Regions from separate parts of the Homo sapiens genome. Here region 2 is linked to region 1. The links are chromatin loops, found by intact Hi-C in ENCODE. Cell type or tissue: CD4-positive, alpha-beta T cell. All regions are shown on one strand. Links, peaks and the distances in the headings refer to the core of each region. The heading gives the core; the rest is flanking DNA.

Region 1 (8,316 bases), core at 3,240-8,239:
AGTAAAGAGGAGAGGACCTGGGATGACTGCAAGGAGAAGTGGGTGGTGTAGTCTGTTAACCTGAGTCATCCTTGATACATTTCTCTCTCAGCCCCCAGAGTCTCAACCAATCATTAAGTCCTGTCAGTCTATTGCTTTTCTCAATATTAGCACCACTCTGGTCGCCAAGTAGGATTTTTAAAAAATCATGTTTCTGTGCTTCAGCACATTTGTCCTCTAATTGGTCTTCCACTAGCCACTTTTGCCAGTCTTTTGTGCGTGTGTGTGTGTGCTGCAGCCCCAGTGAACTTTTCTCAATAAATCTGACAATGTCACACAAGCCCACTTCTTCTCTAGTCTAGCACTTAATTTTTTCAGTGGGTTTCCAGTGCTTTTAAAATTGAGACCAAAATGCTTCAGGCCTAAAAGAGCTGGGGTGATCTGGCCTCAGGCCTACCTTTCTGGTCTTATTTAGCAACATATTTCACCATAATCTCTATGTGCACGAGGCACACCAGCCCTGCTGCAGGGCCATTGCCTGTACTGCTTGCTTTGTCTGGAATGTGCTCTCCTCTACCCACTGTGTTTCACCAGGTTAAGTCATAGTCATCAGTTAAAAAGGAGTTCAAATGTCACCTGCCTGAGGAAACCATTCCCAGCATTTCCCAGACTGGGTCTGTGTCAGCCCCTTTATATACGAAATAGTATGAGTCCTTCTTAAGGGAGTCACTCAAAAGACTACCTCCTGTGGGTGATATTCAAAATATATGTTGACTTCTTTTTTTAGGATTATGCTCAGCTGGTTGCTGGGACAGAAGGGACCAATTGACATGAATAAGACAATATCCTTAAAGAGGAGTCTGGTTTAATGTGAAATAGGTTCCACTGGATTTAAAACGGCAGAGCACTATAGCATTAAGAAAAGCCCTGTGCCTTCAAGTAGCAGGACAGCGACACCATATGGTAGTGAAAAGCATCAGCAATAATGACCTTGTTTAGTCACCTTAATCTCTCGACTATCATTAGAATCACATGGAGAGTTTTGAAAAGAACAATACTGGTAATGCTTGCACAGCTGTATAAATTAACTTTAACGTTATTGAATCTTACGCTTAGAGTGAATTTATAGTATGTAAATTACATCTCAACAAAGGGGTACAAATTTAAAAAATAATACTAACGCCCAGCCTTTGGCCAATTATATTGGAATCTCTGGGGTGCAGCTTGGACATTAACAGCTATTAAAAGCCCCTAGAAAAATTTAGCAATAACTAACAAAAGTATACATGCATTTACCTTTTGACCCATTAATCCTATTTCTAGGAAGTTATTCTGAAAGCACAGCTCCAGCAATACAACTAAATACATGTGCACACTGTTATTCACTGAAGCACTGTTTGTAAATGCAAGTTATGGAAAAACACCAGAATGTCCATACTTAGGGGGAATGGTTGAATAAACTATGGCACATCCACACCATAGAGAGTATTATGGTGTTGTAAAAATGAGTGAAGAATCTCTGGACTGATATTATACTGGTATCCAGAATAAATTTTTTTTTTTAAGACGGATCTCGCTCTGTCGCCCAGGCTGGAGTGCAGTGGTGCGATCTCGGCTCACTGCAACCTCCGCCTCCTGTGTTCAAGCAATTCTCCTGCCTCAGCCTCCCGAGTAGCTGGGACTACAGGTGCGCACCGCCACGCCCAGCTAATTTTTGTATTTTTAGTAGAGATGGGGTTTCGCCATGTTGGCCAGGATGGTCTTGATCTCGTGACCTCGTGATCTGCCCGCCTCGGCCTCCCAAAGTGCTGGGATTACAGGTGTAAGCCACTGCGCCTGGCCTAGGATATGCTTTTAAGTGAAAAAAGTAAAGTGCACATATATCTATAGTATGGTACCATTAGATGAGAAAGAAAGAGATATAAGAAAATATACGTATATTTTCTCATCTGCACAAAAAGAAATATAGGAGGGTAAAAGTAGAAACTACTGTGATTGGTTATTTACAGAGATCAGTGGGAATGGGGTGGAAAGAATAGGGGAATGGGAATGGTTAGAAGGAATGAAGTGGGATACTTCTGCAAGTACATCTTCTGGGATGTTTCTAACTTCTTGAACCAAGTAGTGTTTCACATATTTAAAAAACTAATTTATATTAACCAGGATGTGTGGGAAACCAAAATAGAACACAAACAGTAACCAATGCATGTAACGCAAAATTAATACCACAACCATAATAAATGGGATAAAAAAGAATGAATCTAAGTAATACTGAAAAACAGCCTTTTAAATATATTCTATAAGGGCAAAGATAAAAAAAAACTGCACAAAAATATTGTACCCTTCTCAGGAAATTCATTTTTCATTTTCCTTCTCAGGAAAATGTGTCAGTAATTCTAAAACTATATGTATTCTAAGATTGAACAAATAAGTAAACAAATTGTGAATAATGAGAGCCAGTTTCTCCCTATCAGACAAAAGAGTTACAGATGAGGAAATGGGGAAGGTGAGAATGACCCCTATGGATTAGATTCACATATATCAGTTTGAACTACTGTTTCTGTATATACTGGTTCTGAATACACACACACACACACACACACACTCACAGAGAGAGAGAGAGAAAGAGAGAGAGTGAGAAAGAGAGAAAGAGAGAGGAGATAGTTACAGAAATACTTATAGATGTGCATATATTTTTGTGTATATACGCTTGTCCCTAGGTATCCACAGGGAACTGGTTCCAGGGCACCCCACAGATGCTCAAGTCCCTTTTATAAAATGGCATAGTATTTGCACATAACCTATGCACATCTTGTATACTTTAAATCATCTCTAGATATTACAATGCTTAATATAGTATAAATGCTATGAAATAATTGTACTATATTAATTTTTATCTTCTTTGAATTATTTTTGATCTGAGGCTGGAATCTGCAGATATAGAGCACCAACTGTATATACATATATTTCTTAGCTCTGTTCACTTAGGACTAGAAGCAATGACACCCCAGCAGCAATGAGTATCCTAGTACTCAGAACTTGAATTCTAAGTACCATTTTTCAGTTAAATGGCTAATCTGAAGGCTGGGATGCAGAAAGTAAAAGATATGCCTGAACCTATATATCTATCATCCATCCATCTATCTATCTATCTATCTAACTATCTATCTATCTATCTATCTATCTATCTACCTATCTATTTATTTTTGAGAGCATCTCACTCTGTTGCCTAGGCTGGAGTGCAGTGGTGCCATCACTGCTTACTGTAACCTCGACCTCTTGGCCTCAAGCGATTCTCCTGCCTCAGTCTCCCAAGTAGCCCGAGTAGCTAGGACTACAAGTACACCCAGCTAATTTTTTTTTTTAAGAGATTGGGTCTCACTTTTTTGCCCAGGCTGGTCTCGAACTCCTGGGCTCAAGTGATTCTTCCCCCTTGGCCTCCCAAAGTGCTGGCATTACAGGCCTGAGACACTGCGTTTAGCCTTGAATCATCTTGTGATGCCAGAATGTGAATGCTCAAAAATGATGGGAGCATATTGAAAGGACTGGAAGCCAACCTAAAGGAGCTCTTGAAGGCTAAAACTGGGACAATATGGGCCAAAAAATAAATGAATTATAATCCATTGAATAAAATAAATATCTACTAATTCATACTGATGAAAACAAATAATCAAATAAATAAATAAATGAGGGAGAAAGGAGGTGTCTTCCTTACAGTAGAATTCCAAAGAGTAAATATAGAAGAAGTGGTGGAAATATAAAGTTGCCATTTGGTTAATGGCACAGTAATAATTGTTTTAAGGACAATTCAATTGGTGTTAAAACTAGTGTGCAAAAATATAATTAGAAACAAGATATTTACACAGTTTCAGACTATCTTCACTAGCTAATTACAAGGGGAAATATTATCTTTATTGTGGAGAAACTTGGCAGACTAACTTAACTAAGCGATCAAAGTTAACATCATCAAAATGTGACACTTTGACAACATGGACTCTCTATATGATGCACTGAGAAGAGTATGGTATCATTTCTGGGGTATTCTTGCCAAAAATACATGAGTTTTATTTAATCATAAGGAAATATTAGACAAACAGATTGAAGAATATTCTATTAAACAGCTGACCATACTCTTCAAAAGTGTCAAGGTCATGAAAAAGAAAAGACTAAGAAACTGTCCCAGATTGCAGAAGACTGAGTAGACATGACAAATAAATGCAACTTGAGATCCTGGATGACATTCTGCATTGAGGGTGGAGAAAGGCCTAAAGAGAGCCAGGCTGGACTTTATGCAATTGGGACAACTAGTTGTTTGAATAATTAATTAGACATGGCTGAAAGAATAATCTGGGAGGTGGTGCTGAGCATAGAATTTAATAACTCCCTTGTAGAACATTGTACTTCTCCAGTGTAACTTTTCTCAAATGATAATGACATGTCCATATCTTTTACTAGAATGTAAGCTCCATGAACACAGAGAGTTGTCACATCTATCTGGTTTGTCACTCTGTCCAAGCGCTCAATGCCTTGCCAATAAACGTGGTTTAAAACATAACCTTAATCTGTGGCTGGTTAAGTTCATGCAAGCAACTTTTCCCCTCACCTCTGCTCTGGGAGGCTTTGCTGGTTGGGTGACTCTTTTTACCTAAGAATGACTAAGGGGTTCATCCCTTTATTTAATGACTCCTTATCTTTCAGGCTCAATATAAGCCTCATCGTTTAGTCAAAAGTGTTAGGCTTTAGAGGCTAGATGGAATTCAAATTCCAGTTCCCTCACTGATCAGCCTACAGCTTAGTTTGGTCTTTCCTCCTCTCCAGGAATGGCTTCCTCAACAGTGAAGAAAGGCCTTTGAATTTTAGACCAGTGATTTTTAAGCTGTTTTTTTTTTAAATTTGTTTTGTTGTTGTTATGATTATTGTGGGTGGATTGTTTGCTTACTTGCAGATCCGCTTTCTTTAAAGGAAGTCTTTATGTAGTATCCAGAGGTGTACATAAATAATACAGGTTAAAATGGCATTGTTTTCATCTGGTTGGAGGTGGGGGGAAGTGAGGGTAGGGAAGTGGTTTTGGGGGTGGTACAAAGCCTGTCCAACTACCCATCCCTTCCCCTAATGCCACCTCACCCTGGGAGCCTTTGAGGTCCTAATCACAAACTTCTAGTCCATAGTTTGAAAAATCTAGAAGTTTGCTACAATTATTCTGCCACCTTCAGAAGCACTGTTCTCTCCTGTGAACTGTGGCATTTATCCTTGCTGTTTTCCATGTTACATTTACCATGCTACTATCTGGACTGGAAGGAATGGGATATATCTTTTTAGACCCAAGTTCTAGTACAAAACCTTCACCCAATAGTTCGCTTACTGTGAAAGTTAATTACACACATTGATTTATTATTGTCATACTGAACTAAATAAGATTCAAGGGGTAAGGGAGAAAATGACTGGGGGCACATAACACCTACCCCAAGAATTGTCCACATGCCCAGTTGCTGAAACAACCTGCTGACACTCTTAAGATTAATTTTACCTACCACCATCACTCACCAATCAGAGCTTGCCAGTCCCCCAAAACTTTGCTAGTGCCAATGAGTTTTCTTTCAAGATAACATAACATTTCTCTTTCCAGTAAAACTTCCAACCTTCTCTTTGTTCTTCAGACATACTGAAGACCACCTCTGTGTGTGTGTATAACTCATATTGCAATTCTGTGATTCCCAAATGGAACAGTGAGTTTAAAGATTCTTCTTTATATTTCATTTGACTTTGACATTGGCAAATGTTTCTTGATGATGACCACTGGTTCAAGGACCTCCAGCAACTTCCTGGAGGAGGTGGCCCGTAAGTCAGGCTTGGGGAGAAGTTGAATTAGTGGGCAGGAGGTCATTGTTCTTGATTAGTGAGGGTTATGCAGGGATGACAGACAGAGGAAGCCATGCAATGGGTAGCTCTTAAGAGTTGTTAGGGACACAGGGAGATAGAAGGTGTGGGAGTGAGGCATGGAGCCCAATAGTGGAGTAGCTCGGCTATGACCTAAGATGGCCTAAAGCCAGAAACAGAAACTATCATGGTATATCTTAAATTAATTCCATAGTGTAGCATCCTCAGCAAGATATTCCAGGAAGGTAATGGGAACTGGCTAGTTTCCAGGTATCTTTAGCTCAAACAAAATGTGAGCAGCCTCTAAGGCAAAACTTTTCTGGACATTTCCAAGGGTACATCCCACATTCCCTATTTTCAGCACAAGCCTGCACTGTATTTCGGATCCAGGTGAGAAGATGATGATTGCTCCAGTGCAGGAACACTGCACCAGGCAACTGCACTGGCTTGGCTAGAGGCACTAGCCAGCTGCTGACTGTTGGTGGGAGTATCCTGCCCTCTGCTGGATTTGGCGGGAAACATGAATTTGCATTGCCTGCTAAAGAATTAAGGCTGAAAGCTTTTAGAACTGAAAATAAATATTTGCTTGTGTGTTGATGAGGTTTAATTAACTTGGGAATGCATTCCTTAAATGACATCGGGATTCTCAGGTAATTTCCAGGTGTCAAGGAAAAAAAATCGTTTTATATCATATACAGACCTCCTGTTCAGTAAATTTGGGTGCATAATATAAAGTGCCAGCATTTTGTTCTGTAAAGAATAAAAGTTGCATCTATAATAATTCTTAAAGTGTTCACATAGTGTTGTAATTTGATGAAAGAATAACAAGAGTGCAGTTAGACTGTTGGGGTTTATATATTAATTCTGCAAGATACTGAATCTCTCTGAGACTCGGTCTCTTTATCTGTAAAAAGATGCCATACTCATCTTGAAGGGTTGCTGTGAGGATCAAGTGAACTAAGAATATTTACAGGAGCACTTTACTATGCCCACTAAAAGTATGTGGTTTTAAACATACATGCTATTCACAGGTTAAATTATTGATTTCCCTGTTTATTTTGAGTAAAACTGAAAAACAGACATCAATGTTTCAAATCTAGATAATGACAGGACTCTTCCTAAAATACTGAAAGAGATCAGCAGCCCCTAATTTTTGCAAGAGCCTTTGAAGATGGGACAACTTTTTACTAAGTAGTATTTATCTCCAATTGCTGGTCATTCTGTTCTGTGCAATCAAGAGAAATGTCTCTATTTCTCACTTTCATAAAGAGAAAAATGGCAGAACCTAATTCTAAGGATAATGTTTTCCAGCAGCCATTGCCTTGGTTTCCTCTCCTTCTTTTCTCTTTTTGATCCTTCCCTATCCCTTTATTCTGTTCTCTTCCTATGTAAGTTGAAATCAGAAATAAGCAGTTTCAGCTGGCATTGTCATTGCTGTTGATGTTTAGCTGTTTCTCATCCTCCTGTAGAAGTTCCACAGGTATATAGTTTTCCCTTCAGTGCTATTATATTTGGAGTAGATAGAACATGGCCCAGGCTCTGAAGTTTTTTGCCATCTAAGGTGTGAGAAGCTGAGTAATAATGGTATTATTAATGTAGCACCTCTCTAATAAAAATAATAGATCTGTTTTCAACTTAATAATTTATTTAATTGATTTTATTCTCTTCATTAACAGCTCTGCTTAATAAAAAGATTTTTTAAAATCCAATTTGTGCAACCAGCTGAAGAGTAAACCCAAGTAATTGATCACCTTGCCAGCCTCAGTAAATGCTATATTGATGTGTTTTAGGAAATCCACGTTCAACAAAGATTTATACTAATTGCTGAAGATAAGAAGGAATAAGATATGATCTCTATACATGATATATTTTGGGAAGAAATTGGCTAAGAAGATATCATGTGCTCTTGAAGAATGAAGTTTTTTAAGTAGAAAAGGTGGGTGTGCGTGTGTGTGTGTGTGTCTGTGTCTGTCTGTCTGTCTGTCTATTGAAGCTGGGTGGGGGCAGGCTTCAAGACAGAGGGTACCAGGTAAGCATCACATACTGTTATGAAAACCTATGCTGTGGCCAGAGTGATAAGGAGGATGAAGATGAGGCTGAGGCTGGAAAGGTACTTTGGGGCCAAAGGAAGGTGCTACTTAACTGCTAAGATGTGGAGCTTGAATTTCATGGGGTATGTGTGTTAACCAATACATTTGAATGTTGGATCAATATTATACCTCCATCATATTCTGGTTCATCAGAGAAGTATTTTTTAGGGAGGAATGTTGGGTTTTAAGTGGCATTATAGTTCTCTACAACTTTAAAAATATATGTAAATTTCTGAGTGAGAACCACAACAGCCTCTATGTTCAGTCCAAACTAGGGTGGGTTAGTGATTCCCTGTGTAACCCAGGGTTCCAGGTTTTTGGGTATGCACTGTGAGGAAATCCCCACTTGTGTCTGTTGTATCTTGAGTTC
Region 2 (8,316 bases), core at 1,681-6,680, 410 kb before region 1:
GTGGCAGTGTGAGCCTGTAATCCCAGCTACTTGGGAGGTGGAGGTGGGAGGATCACTTGCTCTCATCTTAAAAAAAAAAAAAAAAAGCAAATACAATCAAAGTCCTATCTGTGTATTTATCAGCATTCTTGATGATTTCCTTGTTTTTTGTTTCTTTTTTGTTTTTTGCTTTTGAGATGGAGTCTTGCTGTGTCACCCAGGCTGGAGTGCAATGGTGCGATCTTGGCTCATTGCAACCTTTGCCTCCCAGGTTCAAGCGATTCTCCTGCCTCAGCCTCCCGAGTAGCTGGGATTACAGGCGCCTGCCACCATGCCTGGCTAATTTTTGTATTTTTAGTAGAGGCAGGGTTTCACCACGTGGGCCAGGCTGGTCTCGACCTCCTGACCTCAGGTGATCTGCCCGCCTTAGCCTCCCAAAATGCTGGGATTACAGGAGTGAGCTACTGCACCCAGCAATTTCCTTGTTTCTTAATACAAAGATTTATTATTGTTCTCTTTATATAGGATGTTATATCTCCAGCTTGTATTTCATAGGAGTAATTATCTATGATTCCTCCTCCTCTTCTTTCTACATTATTCAGATTTACAGAAATTCTGTTTAAATTTATGCCTTTTCTTTCCAGAAGTTCCTAGTTTCCATCACTGAGTGGTAATCAGCTATAGCAGGTTTGCCAATGTGGGATCCAAAAGCACCTTTCCTGGTTAAAGTCAAATGAAGACGATTTTCCTCAACCTCTGCTAAAATGATACCCCAACATACCTTAAGAATCTTCTGACTGTTACATTATAGGAATTGATACCCAGTCTCTAAATTCTAGACTTTATATACTTTCTGCTACATCAAAGTGCCTTTTCTGCAGTTTAGGAGACTGCCCCCTGCTGTAACCATCAGCTCTATCCCTTCTGTGCTGATCAACATCTTTGCAAATAGAAACCTTGATTTACAAGCCCCTTGTATTCTGCGTAAGCCACCTCCAGTTCTATCCTGATCTCCTAACCACGACCTCAGGGAGAGCTTCTAACTATAAATAAAGTGGTTTTTACCAACTCAGTCAATTCTCAGATTTAAAGATACATTGGTCCCAGTGCAGCAGGCTATAGAAGTCATGGTAGTTTCCCCTCTAGAAGCCATCCCCACCTATTCTTGGGTCATAGACCCCTGATTTTGTTCAGGCATCAGGTAGCCACATGCTTCAGGAAAGCTGGGTCCTTCTCCAGCCCCAGAGCCAAAAAACCAGCACTGTATTTCAGTTAAGAGTCTGGTCTCATGATTCCTTCATAGGCTCTTGTGTGACCTTAGGTAAGTTACTAAAACTTTGTGTGTCTTGGTTCAATTTCTTTTGTCAGGGATTGTTATAGCTGACTTGCTGGGGTTGGCAGAGTTAAAACAAACAAACAAAAAATCTGAGAACTTGTTAATGCTCCTGAGTCACTGAATTAACCAACCATAGAATATACGCTCCCTGAAGGCAGAGATTATTGCCTGCTTTATTCACTCATACATCACCAGCACCAAAAACAGTGCCTGGCACTTAGTAGGTGCTCAATAAGTACTGGTTAAATTGCATTGACTTGAATCTCAGACTCATTAAATTGCAGGCAAGACTTTTTGTTATGTGACATAATAAATACCCAGCCCAAAGCATCTTGATACATAAATACCCTTTGTCTAGTCAGTACCATTCTTTCCTAGGAACTGTCCCCTCCACATGTTTACAAATATGGCAGCGATGGGAGCTGAGTTAATACATTGTGACCCAGTGGCTACCATTAATTCATTCAGGGGTGGCTACCTGACCCAAATGGGATCAATCTTAACCCTTTCCCAGGAGTTTGGAATTAGACTAAGACTCAGGTCAATCTTGCTGCTGTTTGAAAAGGAAGAAACATAAGATGTGGCCTATTGGCAGTTGTGTTTCCCATGTGCACGCATGAACACTACAGCAGGTTAGCTGGCAGCAAGCAAAGAAGGAAGCCAACTGGCAAAACAAAGACAAAAGATGGACAGAGAGTGCTTGTGGTATTTAAGTGTGGTTAAGTGCGACCCACCTACATTCCAGTTCTTGGAGTCTGGGAAACACATGGATTTTCTTATGATAGTCTCTTTTCTCCTTAGGCTATTTTGAGTTGGGCTACTGTTAATTGCAGAGAAAAGATCCTAAGAGGTTTTTTGTTGTTGTTGTTTTAATTATAGTTATGAATTCTGAGTAAACCACACCTTACTTCCTGTAACTATTATATGCACCCATGAAAGGTAAACACTTTAAAAAAAAAATAGGGCCGGGTGCAGTGGCTCATGCCTGTAATTTCAGCACTTTGGGAGGCCGAGGTGGGCAGATCACGAGGTCAAGAGATCGAGACCATCCTGGCCAAAATGGTGAAACCCTGTCTCTACTAAAAATACAAAAATTAGCTGGGCATTGTGGCATGTGCCTGTAGTCCCAGCTACTTGGGAGGCTGAGGTAGGAGAATTGCTTGAACCTGGGAGGTGGAGGTTGCAGTGAGCCGGGATTGCGCATCTGTACTCCAGCCTGGTAACACAGAGAGGTTCTGTCTCAAAAAAAAGAAAGAAAGAAAAAAAAAAGAAATGCTGAGGGACAAATATAACCCGAAACATAACCATAAAACCTTTGGAAACTTAAACGAGAAACAAACTCTGAGTACACTTGTCTCAAGTCTACCTTTAAGCCATCCTCTACAGCCCTTGCACTCCAGTCCTCTTCTTTTGTCCATGCAAACATGGTGACCAATGAGATTCTTCACTGTTTACAATGGTGTGCTCCACTATCATCCCCTGGTTTTTCCATGTGGCAAACTCCGTAACTGGAAACCCTTTCTATTCTAGCTGTTTAGTACATAACTCCTAAAGTTCTCTCTTCTCGTCAGCTTTAAATGACTTCATGGTTGGTTTTGCTTTTATTTTTCTCTGAGGTTTCAATGTACAATTCCAGGAACTAGCTATCTCTATCAACCTGAAACTGTGCCTGGGTTCTACGTTGATAATTTTTTACTAAGCCACAGGGACCATCTGGTCTAAGGTCATGACTCTGTTTGCCATTTGTGCAGCTGCCTGCACATCTGTAGGTTCCGATGCATTCTTTTATTATTGTCTGCTTTCTATTGCATGTTGTCAAAGGCCTGGGGACTGCATCTGTTTGAATTTTGTCTGTAGGGCTCCGAACATAGAGCAGTGTGTGGTTGGGAACACAGAAAACATTACTTTCAGCAAACTGGATTCATAAAGAGTCATGATGAATGGAAATGATGAGGGAGATTTGAGCCCAGGAATAGGGACTGGGTTTCCTATTTACCTCCTCACTAACAATGATGCTTTTAAATGTTCTCGCTCTGAACAACTTTATCAATGCTTTGAGCTGAGACCCACTCACATAATGATTATTTCCTTGTAAGTACTTATTATTTAGTTGAGTTAGCTCTTTCAATATGAAGTTTTTATACTGGTTTTTAGAATTGTTCACCATACATTCTCTTTAACATGTATTCTCTTAGTCTCTCTTTCTGTCTCTGTCTCTCTCTACACACACACACACACACACACACAAACACACACACACGTTCATTTGAACTCAGGTTTTAATGCTGGGTCTATACTTGGCCAACATCTTCAAGGTCACTAATGTTACTTCTTGCCTCTGCTGTGTGGGAGCCAGAGTGTGAGTCATCAGGGTGAATAATGCCTCTGTGATACTACCAGATTGTGTTTGTCTCCACTTCAAAGCTCTTAGTTTTAACAGAATAGTATTTCTCCATCCCGCCCACCCAAACAGCAGTCTAGATGGCTGAGAGGCAACAGTTATATGAACAGTAGTATCATTTCCATAGGATGGGCTACTCCCCACCCGACCCATATTCCTCAAAAAACCTGCAGGACCCTTTATAGAAGTTCTCAGGCAACATTCTAGTCAGGTTTTGTTGACTAGAGATTACAGCTCATCACCTCTTTTTTTTTTCTTCTTTCCTTCCTCCTTCCTTCCTTCCTTCCTCTCTCTCCCCCTTCCCTTCCTCTCTCCTTTCCCTTCCCTTTCCCTTTCCATTTTTGAGAGGGAGTCTCACTCTGTCACCCAGGCTGGAGTGCAGTGGCGCAATCTTGGCTCACCGTAACCTCCGCCTCCCGGGTTCAAGCGATTCTCCTGCCTCAGCCTCCCGAGTAGCTGGGATTACTGGCGCTACCACCACACCCGACTAATTTTTTTGTATTTTGAGTACAGATGGGGTTTCACCATGTTACCCAGGATGGTCTCAATCTCCTGACCTCATGATCCACCAGCCTCGGCCTCCTAAAGTGCTGGGATTACAGACATGAGCCACTGTGCCTGGCCTCCTTCCTTCCTTTTCTTTCCATTCTTTTTTTGCCTCACATAGGTCTATAAATCTGCCATTTCTGATCCATCTTCAGTGATCTTTTTTTTTTCATAGTTCACTGCAACCTCGAACTCCTGGGTCCAAGCAATCCTCCCATCTCAGCCTCCCAAGTAGCTTGAACTACAAGTGTGCACCACGGCACCTGTTTTTCAGTTACTGCTCTTCCCTTTAATCTTTCACTTTCTTTTTCATTCACCAAAGACTTTATGACTGAGTTTGTCAAAAAAAAAAAAAAAAAAAAAGAGAAGCAGTGAAAGGAAGAACAGAAGAAAGGAAGCAAGCAAGCAAGCAAGCAAGCAAGCAAGCAAGCAAGCAAGCAAGCAAGCCAGACAGACAGAAAGAGAAAGACCAGACATGGTGGCTCATGCCTGCAAGCCCAGCACTTTGAGAGGCTGAGGCAGGCAGATTGGTTGAGTCCAGGAGCTCAAGACCAGCCTGGGCAATGTGGTGAAACCCCGTCTCTACAAAAAATACAAAAATCAGTTGGGCATGGTGCACATGTAGTCCCAGCTACTCAGAAGGCTGAGGTGGGAGGATTGCTTGAGCCCGGGAGGTTGAGGCTGCAGTGGGCTATGATCATACCACTGCACTCTAGCCTAGGCAACAGAGCAAGACCTTCTCTCAAAAACAAAAACAAACCAAAAAAAGTCTTTAAACCCAAGAATCAACTCCCACTTCCACAGCCTCCTTGTGGCTCCTCTCACAGGAACACTTTATTTTAAAAGTCATGTGACTCTGGTGAGACTACAGTGCAGAGTGGCCATGATGGAAAGAATAATGGTGGAACTGCTACCATTGAGCACCTAATCACAGTGCCAGCTGGTTTACACACCTATTTCAGTAACTCCCCAAAACTGAAGTAAGCCTTATTATCTTTTTTACCCATGAGTAGAGTGAGGTTCAGAGATACTCAATAACTTGCCCAAGATCATAGCCATTAAGCAGAAAGGAGGAAAATAACCAACTCTGTACGGTGACGAGATTCATGCTTTTTTTGGTCAGGGGAGGGGGGCTCAGTTGCTTGGTGAGAGAGGAGATATTAACCTGTCTAGACTTCCTAGTTTTTCTATGTCCTGCCTTTCTTGCTGCGAATTTATGGGATAACTTGAGAATATAATTTTCTCTGATCATTCCTATGTCACTTCCCAAAGCATTTCTCATTGTCGTCAATGGTATCTGGGTATATTTCCCCATACTCATGAATAACATACCTTAGAAATTTTGCCAGTCCTCATTCGTGTCCTACACGTGTTAATCAAATGTCTTCTAGGCCTAGGGTAATGGTGTATAATCTATCATCCAAACTGGGACACTTTTGAGATGAAAAAGAGTGCTATTAATAATTATGCTGGGCACACTGGGATGTATGGCCACCCATTTAGAACAAACTATAGTCAAGCTAATGTCTCCTATGGACAAGGAGGGTATGAGTAGAATAGTCCAGCCTTAACTAGACAGAGAACAGAGGTTGTGGGGGAGAGAAGCTAAATCTACCAAATTCCAACCGTTTTGTCTCACTAGCAGTTGTTGTATTTCTGGGCCTGAGTGTGTGTGGTGAAAGAAGGAAGGTAGCTGAAAACCTCTCAGAATTAGAATTATCACTATCTCCATTCCTTAAGAAAGTGGTGCTCAAACTTCAGTGTGCTTAAGAATTACCAGTTGTTTTTAAATAAAATGCAGATCCCTGAACTATATGCCTTAGAGATGCTGAAAATACAGTCTGAGATGGGCCCTGGAAACTGCATTTTAACATCCTCCTGTAAAGATTTTGATCTAGGTAATTTATAAATTACCCTGGGAAGAAAAACAGTATTTCCTTGATAGAAAAATTCCTGCATAATCACTCTACAAAGACAGGCACAATTTCAGAGGAAGTCCTTGCGGGACTCAATAACACAACTGTTTACAACACTGATATTTGTTCAAAGATACTGTCTATATGACCTGAATCACTACTTGAATCAAATAATTTAAACCACATTAACCTTACAATTACTTTCAGCATAGATTCTTAGGGATTCCTAGCCAAATATATATAATTTATCTTTACATATATGGTATTATATATATTCTTAGTATCTTTATATTATAGTCAAAGAAAAGAGAATAACATTTTCTGTGCTTTCTGATAATCACAGTAATAATAGTTTTTATATATTAAACATTGTTCTTCTGTCAGACATTTATATACATTACCTTGAATACAAAAAGCCTTGAAGGTAAGTCAGTCAAGCGAGCTCTGTTTCAGACAGGATGTACTACAGGCTCAGAGAAGCTAGGTGACTCGCCTGAAGCCTCACAGCTAGTAACTGGCAGAGTTGCCATTTAAAACCAGGTCACCTGCCTCACACTTGAAATATTTAGTGAACTCATAAGCACCCTGTGAATACTGAAAAATACTGGTTGGAAGGCCACATCATGCATGAAAGCTAGTATGACCTTTCTAGAATAATAATTCCTAGACAGAGAGAAGAACTGAATGGTGACTTTGAGACATGAAAAGGCATTTCTCTGAAATAAAAAGGCTGAAGAAAGCCGATGATCGGTTAACATTTGGGAAACTCTGAGGTACAGCTAACCATTTGCCAGGCTAGCCTTTGGATTTATTTCTTTTTTGTTGGCTGTGCTGCTGCTACGCTCTTTATTCATATTTTCAAGGAAACACAAGTAAAGCGAATGTTCTCTAATTGCGCTCCCTTCCTGCAGTAAGCCCGCTCCTCCTGAGCACCCGGGCTGGTTCCATACGCAGCTCGTTGTGTGGAAGGGCTGGTGGCAGCTGCAAGTTGGTGTGTGACACATTGAGTAGTCATATTTCTCTTCTCTGTGGCCCTCCAAAGCCCTTTCCAACATAACTTTTCCCCATCTGTTCTCGTTTGCACTGCATAATAGGGGACAGGTTTTGGAACTTGGGATTCAAAAAAACATTAAGAGAAAATAAAAATGAGATGGAATTTGAGTAGAAAGAAACTCGCTGGCTTTCCCCCCCACAGCCCCCTTCCTTAGTTGCTGGGATCATGACCAGAGTATTAAATTGATCAAGTTTTTACTCTCGTCTAGTTGGTTCTCTTTATGGGGTAGCGGGGAAACGTGAGAACAGTAAAACATCTCTTTAAACTGTCTGCAATAAAATAAGCACAGGGCTGAGTCATTAGTAGGAACAATGTTGCCCAATACCTGACAAAGTTTTTCCACATTTGCTTAGAATCTCTAATAAGTTACATTAATTGTCTCCTGCCTCAGGTTCCTTCTCTGTGAAAGGGATGCCTGAAGTGAATTTTAGGAATATTTAGAGACAGTGTTTTCCTGAGTGCCATAAGCCCATCTCTGTTGTATGCACTAAATAATTTTGGAAATGATACAAACATTTTTAAATTTTAATAGTAATAAATTTCTTCTAATATACATTAGGAAGAAAACTGGCAATAGCAAAATATAACCCTGATTTCACAATTATTTTTGCTTAAGAAGAGGCTAAACTGGGCATGTAAGTTTAAAAAGTGAACAAATTTAAAGAGGAATATTCAGTAAATAATAAAAGTGAATATGGCAAAACAGAGAGTACAAGAATGGGTGCTTAAAAAGCAACTATATCAAGGCAGTGGTTCTTTTATTCTTTATGTTTTGTGGAAAGCTTTATTTTATGGTGTGGGCCTCTCGTTCTAGGGTTGGATTAATCATAATCCTTGGGTCATGGCATATGCTATCATTGGTCTAGCAGGGGCTCAGAATCCTTAATGGATAGCACCCCTCTTTGAGAATCTGATGAAAGTTATGGGTTTCCCTGGAAAAATGTATATTCCCATATACAGACAAACTTACATAGAATTTCTAGGTTTTCAGGAACATTTGGAGTGCATCTGTGGGCTTCTGGAAGTTTCAGGTGCATTCAAGGTTGTGTCCACTTGCTTCTCTGCTTTCTTAAGCTCACAGGCC

Evidence for each region. Peaks named below come from ENCODE experiments on the same cell type or tissue, not always from the same donor. Only the 100,000 strongest peaks of a DNase experiment are listed, where the experiment ranks them.
Region 2: it touches region 1 in a loop (2.5-fold over the local background); 5 of 110 quality-filtered maps call a loop at or near these places.

Annotation. Positions count from the first base shown.
Region 1 is chr2:157,490,424-157,498,739 of GRCh38, reverse strand. No RefSeq gene overlaps it. Among named protein-coding and RNA genes, the nearest start is that of CYTIP, 50 kb to the right of the region's middle. In CD4-positive, alpha-beta T cell, for the core only: CTCF peaks have their summits at 6,151 and 6,351 (motif pointing left); a DNase peak (open chromatin) is centred at 6,339.
Region 2 is chr2:157,894,102-157,902,417 of GRCh38, reverse strand. The region is part of intron 1 of LOC105373714 (a long non-coding RNA gene); the gene reads right to left. Among named protein-coding and RNA genes, the nearest start is that of ACVR1, 22 kb to the right of the region's middle. In CD4-positive, alpha-beta T cell, for the core only: no CTCF peak of the experiment used is centred there; DNase peaks (open chromatin) are centred at 3,677, 4,597, 5,057 and 6,657; H3K4me3 peaks cover 1,934 bases; H3K27ac peaks cover 4,724 bases.